Regions from separate parts of the Homo sapiens genome. Here regions 2 and 3 are each linked to region 1. Evidence: chromatin contacts called from ENCODE Hi-C or POLR2A ChIA-PET data. All regions are on one chromosome and are shown on one strand. The core of a region is the stretch at or near the end of the contact, and the rest is flanking DNA. Distances in the headings are between cores, read along the strand shown.

What was found. A loop is a pair of places that touch in the nucleus more often than their neighbours do. ChIA-PET counts read pairs that join two places held with the same protein, here RNA polymerase II (POLR2A). Pooled maps may share reads with other maps.
Region 2: a map with no recorded cell type shows a loop between it and region 1 (6-fold over the local background). The contact joins two enhancer-like sites. A Hi-C loop is called at or near these places in 8 of 37 single-sample maps with no recorded cell type and 5 of 50 pooled maps.
Region 3: a loop to region 1 is called in a map with no recorded cell type, with 4 times the contacts of the local background. The contact joins the promoter of C12orf75 here to the enhancer-like site in region 1. A Hi-C loop is called at or near these places in 2 of 37 single-sample maps with no recorded cell type and 4 of 50 pooled maps. POLR2A ChIA-PET finds 5 or more read pairs at or near these places in 1 of 52 experiments (AG04449).

Annotation. Positions count from the first base shown.
Region 1 is chr12:105,029,903-105,032,519 of GRCh38, reverse strand. ALDH1L2 (aldehyde dehydrogenase 1 family member L2) reads left to right here. Exons shown (of 23, transcript NM_001034173.4): 20 at 586-751; 21 at 2,091-2,196. Among named protein-coding and RNA genes, the nearest start is that of NOPCHAP1, 45 kb to the right of the region's middle. Within about 2 kb of position 1,304, at least 3 of the 41 ENCODE cell types and tissues checked have a DNase peak (open chromatin) inside an H3K27ac peak, as active enhancers do.
Region 2 is chr12:104,581,579-104,584,195 of GRCh38, reverse strand. The region is part of intron 1 of CHST11 (carbohydrate sulfotransferase 11); the gene reads right to left. Among named protein-coding and RNA genes, the nearest start is that of MIR3922, 8.7 kb to the left of the region's middle. RefSeq lists enhancers at 358-427, 1,254-1,303. Within about 2 kb of position 1,320, at least 2 of the 41 ENCODE cell types and tissues checked have a DNase peak (open chromatin) inside an H3K27ac peak, as active enhancers do.
Region 3 is chr12:105,329,411-105,332,027 of GRCh38, reverse strand. It overlaps C12orf75 (chromosome 12 open reading frame 75), which reads right to left and starts at 1,337. Exons shown (of 6, transcript NM_001145199.2): 1 at 1,091-1,337. The coding sequence starts at 1,136. RefSeq lists an enhancer at 1-255 and silencers at 912-1,011, 1,042-1,701.

The DNA.
Region 1 (2,617 bases), core at 55-2,554:
CGCCTGTAATCCCAGCACTTTGGGAGGCTGATGCGGGTGGATTGCCTGAGGTCAGGAGTTCGAGACCAACCTGACCAACATGGAGAAACCCCATCTCTACTAAAAATACAAAAATTAGCCGAGCGTGGTGGCAGACACCTGTAATCCCAGCTACTTGGGAGGCTAAGACATGAGAATAGCCGGACGCAGTGGCAGGCGCCTGTAATCCCAGCTACTCAGGAGGCTGAGACATGAGAACAGCTTGAACCCGGGAGGCAGAGGTTGCAGTGAGCCAAGATCACACCATTGTACTCCAGCCTGGGCAACAAAATAAGACTCCACCTCAAAAAAAAAAAAAAAAAAAAAGAAGTTCGAGGTTGCAGTGAGCCATGCCATGCCACTGTGATCCAGCATGGACGACAGAGTGACTAAGACCCTGTCTCCAAAAAGGAAAAAAAAAAAAAAACCAACCACCTACCTCCGGTGCTATTGTAAAGACTAAATGACAATACATCTATAAACACCTTAGTATAACACCTACCACTTGGTAGAAACTCCATTATTATTAACAGTGAATTGTGTTTTTATGGACTGGGTAACATACAGGTAGAAGAAATTAAAAAGATGAAAATTGGTGATCCACTTGACAGATCCACTGATCATGGGCCCCAAAATCATAAGGCTCATCTGGAAAAGCTGCTGCAATACTGTGAAACTGGAGTGAAAGAAGGGGCCACTTTGGTGTACGGGGGAAGACAAGTCCAAAGGCCAGGTAAGATCACCTCTGTGGGGGTTTACCGGGTGCCCGCCTTCTTCAGTTGGAATGGACAGCGACAGTTTAAGACCAGCCTGGCCAACATGGTGAAACTTCATCTCTACCAAAAATTAGCCCAGTGTGGTGGCACGCACCTGCTACTGGGGAGGCTGAGGCACAAGAATCACTTTAACCTAGGAGGCAGGTTAACGTGAGCGGAGGAGGCTGCAGTGAGCTGAGATCAAGCCACTGCACTCCAACTTGGGCAACAGACTGAGACTCTGTCTCAAACAAAACAAAACAAAATAAAACAAAGAAGGGGAGACAACTGGATAATATGTGTCTCCTGATGGAATAAAACGTGTAATACACAGTATCACCTATGAAGTGTTCCTGCCAAAAAAGCTTAAGCTGAATCTAATTATACCTTTAAGCCAAGCTTTCTATTCATAAGAACTGCAGTAGGGAGGGAGGAAGGAACAGGAAGTTATTTTTTAGTGGGTATAGAGTTTCAGTTTTATAAGCTGAAAATAGTTAATGAAAATGGATGGTGGTGAAGGTTGCATATTATGAATCTCATAACACTGAGCTGTACACTTAAAGATGGTTGTGATGGTAAATTTCAGTTATGTGTATTTTACCACAATAAAAGTCACTGGGAAAAAGAAGAAATACAAGAGATAGAGAAACAAATATCATCCAAAGGAAGCAATGATTAACCAGAAAGAAAGATAATGTATAAACAACTGACCCAGTCTCTTTAACATGACGATAGCATAAAAAATAAGGGGAAGACAAAATGGGGAAATGTTTTAGAGTAAAAGATCCTTAAGAAATCTAAACACCAAATACAATGTGTAGAAGAATTTGAATCCTAAATCAAACAAACCAACTGTGAAAAAGCTAATTTCTAGACATTAAGGAAATTAAAATATAAACTCTGAATAAAGAATACTTACTAATTTTGTTAAGCATGACACTGTATAGTGGTTATATAAGAAAATATCCTTATTTTTTACAGATGTGTACTGAAATACTGAGGTGTTAAAATTATGATATCTGGAATTTGCTTTAAAATATTTCAATGAGGAAAAGATAAATACAGCAAAATATGGATATTTATTTTACCATTCATTATACTGTTTTCTCTACCTTTACATAGGTTTGACATTTTCATAATAAAGACATTAAAAAATAAGAACCTGGGCATGCCAACACCAAATAGAGAAATGCAACTCTTCTTGGTTTTACTGGGCCAGAGGGAAAGAAAAAATTATAATGTAATTAAGTGAGAGGACTATTAATTGAAAATGACTTAACCTACAGTTGACATTTTTTCTTTGTTTTTTCCAAAAAGGCTTTTTCATGGAGCCGACCGTGTTCACAGATGTGGAAGACTACATGTACCTCGCCAAAGAGGAATCCTTTGGGCCTATTATGGTCATTTCTAAATTCCAAAATGGGTAGGTTCTTCAGACACAATGTAACTTAGGTTTTGACTAGATAAGTCATTTTTCCCCTTTGCCACTGTGCTATATACACAGCATAAGATTAATGAACATGTAATTTTCTACCATAAGAATAATTAACTTAAATAATTAGAAGTTACGCTTTTGCTAACCATCGTAGATCATAGTATATTTTTGCTTTTCAGCTTCAATTAATGGCCAACATAATGGGCTTTTAGCTGAATAAATTTTAGTTTTTCTGCACTTGACATTTGAGATGTCTGTGGAACAAAGTAAATAACTGAGAAATAACAAAACTGGTTTTCACATTTAAATTCCTAGGGTATGCATCTGTGAAATCTTATTTCCCTAGAGAAAGAGTGCTGTTATTATAGGGGATATTGCCCCCCAAAGCTTGATACTCAACTTTTCATGG
Region 2 (2,617 bases), core at 71-2,570, 450 kb after region 1:
AGTATTCTTCCCACTAAAAATGATGACTCAACATAATGCCAGATCCAAATCAACTCTAAGTGTTAGAGATGCTACTGAAAATCAGGCAAGTTCTAAACAAAGAGTTGGAATTTCCCCAACAAAAACCAAACAATTATCTATCTGCAGCCACTGATGTGAATATTTTTACTCAAGGGATCTTTGGACGGGGTGCGGTGGCTCACGCCTGTAATCCCAGCACTTTGGGAGGCCGAGGAGGGCGGATCACTTGAGGTCGGGAGTTTGGGACCAGCCCGGTTAACATGGTGAAACCCCATCTCTACTAAAAATACAAAAATTAGCTGGGTGTGGTGGCAGGTGCCTGTAATCCCAGCTACTCAGAAGGCTGAGGCAGGAGACTTGCTTGAACCCAGGAGGCAGAGGTTGCAGTGAGCTGAGATCTCGCCACTACACTCCAGCCTGGGCGACAGAGTGAGACTCCATCCTCAAAAAAAAGAGAGAGATCTTTGAAAACTGAGAGCACAAGGCATTTGTTTAATTTCTGCATATTTTAGGAATATAGGATGCTTAAGTATAACTTAAGTTGCTGCCATCAAGAAGTGCTGAAGGGGTAAGGGAGATAAAAGCAGGTGTCAGAATCGATCTGAAAATGAATAGGGGAGGCCCCAGACAGGGGCAGAGGGTGCACACGTGAGCTTTGGGGGAGGCTAGGCTGTGTGTCAAGTGTGGTTGTTGAAATATGGTCAGAGGGAAAAGGCCATTGGAGCTGCATCTGATGAAACACGCCCACGGTCCCCCAATCTCCCTCACTCCCTGCTTCCCTTCTTGTGAATCCAAGATGCAAAGCTGAGCCCCATTCCATAGACCCTCCAAAGATATGGAATGGGATCAGAATGATCCCAAGGAGGGGAAAAAGAATCAAAGCCACTGTAGTGGTTTCTCCCCAGGGAAATCCAGGGAAACACTCACAATTTTAAGGAGGGTTTCATCTTAAAGTAAAGATAAAAAAGTGTTATGACAAAATGGAGAGACAAGGTCCCATCTTTATCCAGAAAGTAAGAAAACCATGTACAAGATTTCTGTTGCCTTGATAAGCAGGAAGGCATGGCCCCAGTATACAACACATATGTATGTGGCCGCACTTAGATATTAAAATTCCCTCCAAGTTGGCCAGGCAGGTCTATTTGTGCAGGCAAATTAAAAAGCTGTAAGACAATAAGGTGTCTGCAAATGGTTACAGCTACAAGAGGATATGAAGCTATTTGCATGTCTGTCTCTAGGGGAAGCAGCCAGATGTGTTAGAAACAGTTCCAGTTCAGAGCTTGCGGCCACCTGTGAGCTGGGTGACTTGGGGAGAAGGAAAACAGGTACAAGCAGAAGACATTTGGAGTTCCGGCTCTATACAATGCTGAATGCCAGGCAGGCACTTCAGTGGAAGTCATTTTATATAACCCTCCCTTCCTCACTACCATCCCGAGATGTATTATTTCTATCATACAGATGAGGAAACAAGTGCAGAGAGGTTCTTGCCAACGGTACACAGTTAATAAATGACAGATCCTCTAGGATGATACAGCAGGGAAATGTTTATTATCTCTGAGTGTTCCCAACAGTGATTGGCCCCATGAGAAGGGCGTGCAGAGGGGACGTGAAATGCACAGAAAGAACTTAAACTCCAGTTGCATCCCTTAGTAAAGATAATAACATGAAAACAGGGGCCTGGGGTTTAAGTAACTCAGTAAAGGTGATGGGGCAGGGGCAACATATCTGTCTGACACATCTGGTCAAAATGCTGACATCAAAGTCTTCAAGCACAAACACACGCACACACACATGACTACCCCAACGCTGATTTCATTGCTCAGGAGCAGAGCACTGTAGCCAAGGGTAGGCTCTAAGGGTGTTAGAATTCCTGCCTCAAATCCTGGCCCCTCCACTGGCCAGCAGAGTGATCTTCTGCAAGCTTCTTAACCCCCTGCATCTCAGTTTGCTCACCAATAAGATGGAAATAATGAGAGAACCTGCCTGATAAAGTTATTAAGAGGAGGACATGAGCGGAAAGCACTGAGTGCATTGGCTGCCACAACTCTCAGGCGCACATTTCCATATTTCAATTTCTCGCAAATAAGGATGCATCCTACAACCATAGTCTTCTTAGACTGGATGAAATAAGGATAGAATGATGATGCTGACGATAATGACGTAGTGCATCCCTTACTTCCTTTCCACCTCCCTCCGTCCCATCCCCATCCCCATCTCAAAGCCCAAACTCCTGGATGGAGTGTTTGTTCTCAACTTCTCTTCCTTTTTCTTTTAGTTTGCTACAAGTTGAATGCTTTGTTTTCCAAGCCAAGACAAATCTCCTCAAATTCAAATGGCAAAGTGCCACAGCATCAAAATGCCCTGTGCCTTCTGAGGCTTGCTAAGATGCAGGGAGGCAGCTCCAGGGTAACAGGCCCTTTGAGACCACCTGTGCCCGAGCCACTCCTCACACAGCCAAGGTCACTGCCCTGGATGTCATGAACAGCTGGGGAAGTCTCTGTCAGGTTAGACAGAGGTAGTGGGTCTTCAGCAGTACCCAGAAAGACCCTCCCCACCCTCCTGCCCACCAAATAACTGCCTCAGCCCTCACTGAGGC
Region 3 (2,617 bases), core at 88-2,587, 300 kb before region 1:
TCAAGACTCAAATTGAGTCTTAAACTCCATTTTTTACCGGCGTCTGGGTTAAGGGATGTGACAGGCCCAAGGTTACAAAGTCATTGCCAGGGCCTCCACAGCCGCCTAGGAAATACCGCAGCCTCTGACTGCTGTTTGCATTTGCTGGTTAGGCTAGGATGTGGCATCTGGTTGACTTCAATTGGAGGAGATAGGAGCTCTTTATCCAAAAGGACACTGAAATAGGTCAGCAGTTATTACTCAAAACAGATCCAGGGTACCTTAAATCCCGAGACATAGGCAGGGTGAAATAGAAGGGTGAGTTTTGGCAAAAGTCACTTGACACAAAGCCTGGCTGGCCCGGGGAAGCTAGAAGACCTTGCCTGCCAATCAACATGAAGTGGTATAAAAAGAAGTTTCTATTTGTGTGTGTGTGTGTGTGTGTGTGTGTGTGTGTTTAATGAAAAGTATCTTAACAGACTGTTAATAATAAAGCTCTGTCTCACATATGTAAAACATCCTTACTGCTGCAGCTTCTCAGAGAAATCCTAAGAGCAGCCCAGCCGGTCTTCGGCATCAAGGCAGACACAGATGCGTTTTTGCAGCTCTGCTTCTAGTTCTCCCCAACCCCACTCCCACCCTTCCCCGCTTCCTGCCCCACCACCACTGCCCGAAAAGTCCTGTCTTGCTCTGCTGCACTTTTCCAGGTGCAGCGCCTTGGTTCCGAGGAGATGGGGGAGAGGCCTGGAGGAGCAAGTGTGGGAGGTGGGGGAGCGGCCGGGGACCACGTCCGGGAATCCTCTCCCCCAGGAGAGCCCTGAGACCCGCCAGCTGCAGGTGAGCCCCGGCGGCTGCAGGGGAGCCCGCGACAGTCCTCCCCGCGCTCCCTCGGCAGAGACGCCCCGCAGGCTCGACTGCTCCAGGCGCAACCGCCCCCGCGCGGGGGACTTGCCACGCTTTCGGTCTTTCCAGAAACGGGCGGTCTGCTCCTGTCCCGAAAATGGGGACGGGGAGAGGGGGCTGCGCGCCCCCCACCCAAGATCCCTGCACCCTTCCTTCCCGCCGCCTCTCCCGCCCGCCCCCGCCGGCCCCCGCCTCCCGCCGGACTCACCTTGGCCCGCGCCCGCGCTGGTGGCGGTGGAGTTCCCGCAGCCCATCGCGCAGCCGGCCGGGGAAGCCGCGCTCCGGAGCTCTCGGCCGCGGGTCCTGGGGGCGGAGACCCAGACGAAGGGCGGCGCACCCCGAGCGGGAGGCTGACGGGGCCGCGAGGGGCCAGGAACCGAGTGGGGGCCGCCCCCTCCCACCGCCGGGAGACGCGGCCCGGGGCGCAGCGGGCTGCGGGCTGCCGGGCGGAAACCACCCGGCACCCCTCGCCCCGGCCCCGCCCCGCCCGGGGACCCGCCGGACCCACCCGTCGCCCCAGCAACCTCGGCACTGGCCAATCCCCAGCCTCCTGCGCGCTTCGCGGTCGGCCATTGGTCGTTATTACGAGGGGCGGGAGTTTAAAGTGGGCCCCGGGGCGAGGGAGCGGCAAGGGGCGTGGCCGGCGCAGCGGGGTGGGGGTGCCCACCTGCCCACCCTCAGCATCCTCCTCGCCTTGTCTTTGCTTTTCTTTCCTCACTTCCCCTCCCTGCCCCAGGATGTGGGGAGGAGAGGAAGTAGCAGGGGGCACCCTGCACAGTGGACGCCCAATAAATGCTATTGACTGAATGTTGTGCAGGTCTGAAGCCAAAACCGAAATCCCCAGCTGCTTTAACAGAAGGCCAACGCAGCTCTGTTCCCCATACGCACTGCCTGGCAAAAGTTCTTCCCCAGATTGGTCATCTTGACCTATTCCTCTTTAAAACAAATGTCTGCAACGATTTCAATAACTTGGATTCAGGACCTCCTCTCTGATAAATGAGAGAACTGTGGATGGGCACGGTGCTGTACGTTTCAACATGATAGTTGGGCCAGCGTTACTGCAGTCAGACTGTCTGAGTTAAAGTCTTCGTTCTGCCCCGTGATAGCTGCGTGACCTCAGGAAAGTAACTTAACCCATTGGGTACATCCCTTGTTTCACCTATAAAATGACAGTAACTCAGGTACATATAAAGTACCTAACAAAGTTCCCTATCTTTAGTAAATATCAGCTATTATCATTATTATTATTAACTCTAATAGAAATGAATACAAATTCCTTAAAGGGAAAGACTATCTGATTTTTCATAGCGTCCTCCTGGCTTGTAATACAGACTCACTAAATGTTTTGTGAGGTGACTTCAAGCCAGGAATTAAAGCTCCATTTTAAATTCACTTAATATTTGTAGGGAGCCTAGCCTGTGCCAAGTCCTTTGTTAAGTTCCGGGGATACAAATATGTGGGAGACAGTCTAACCAGGCAGATAGATTAAAATAAATTAATTACAATATAGAAGGAATGTTAACAGAGGAATACAGGTGCCATAGAGTCCCAGAGGATGCTGGGATGCTAGTTAAAAGACTTGCCTAAGGCCAGGCATGGTAGCTTACACCTGTAAACTAGCACTTTGGGAGGCTGACACGGGCGGATCACGAGGTCAGGAGTTCGAGACCAGCCTAACATGGTGAAACCCTGTCTCTACTAAAAATACAAAGATTAATTGGGTGTGGTGGCATAC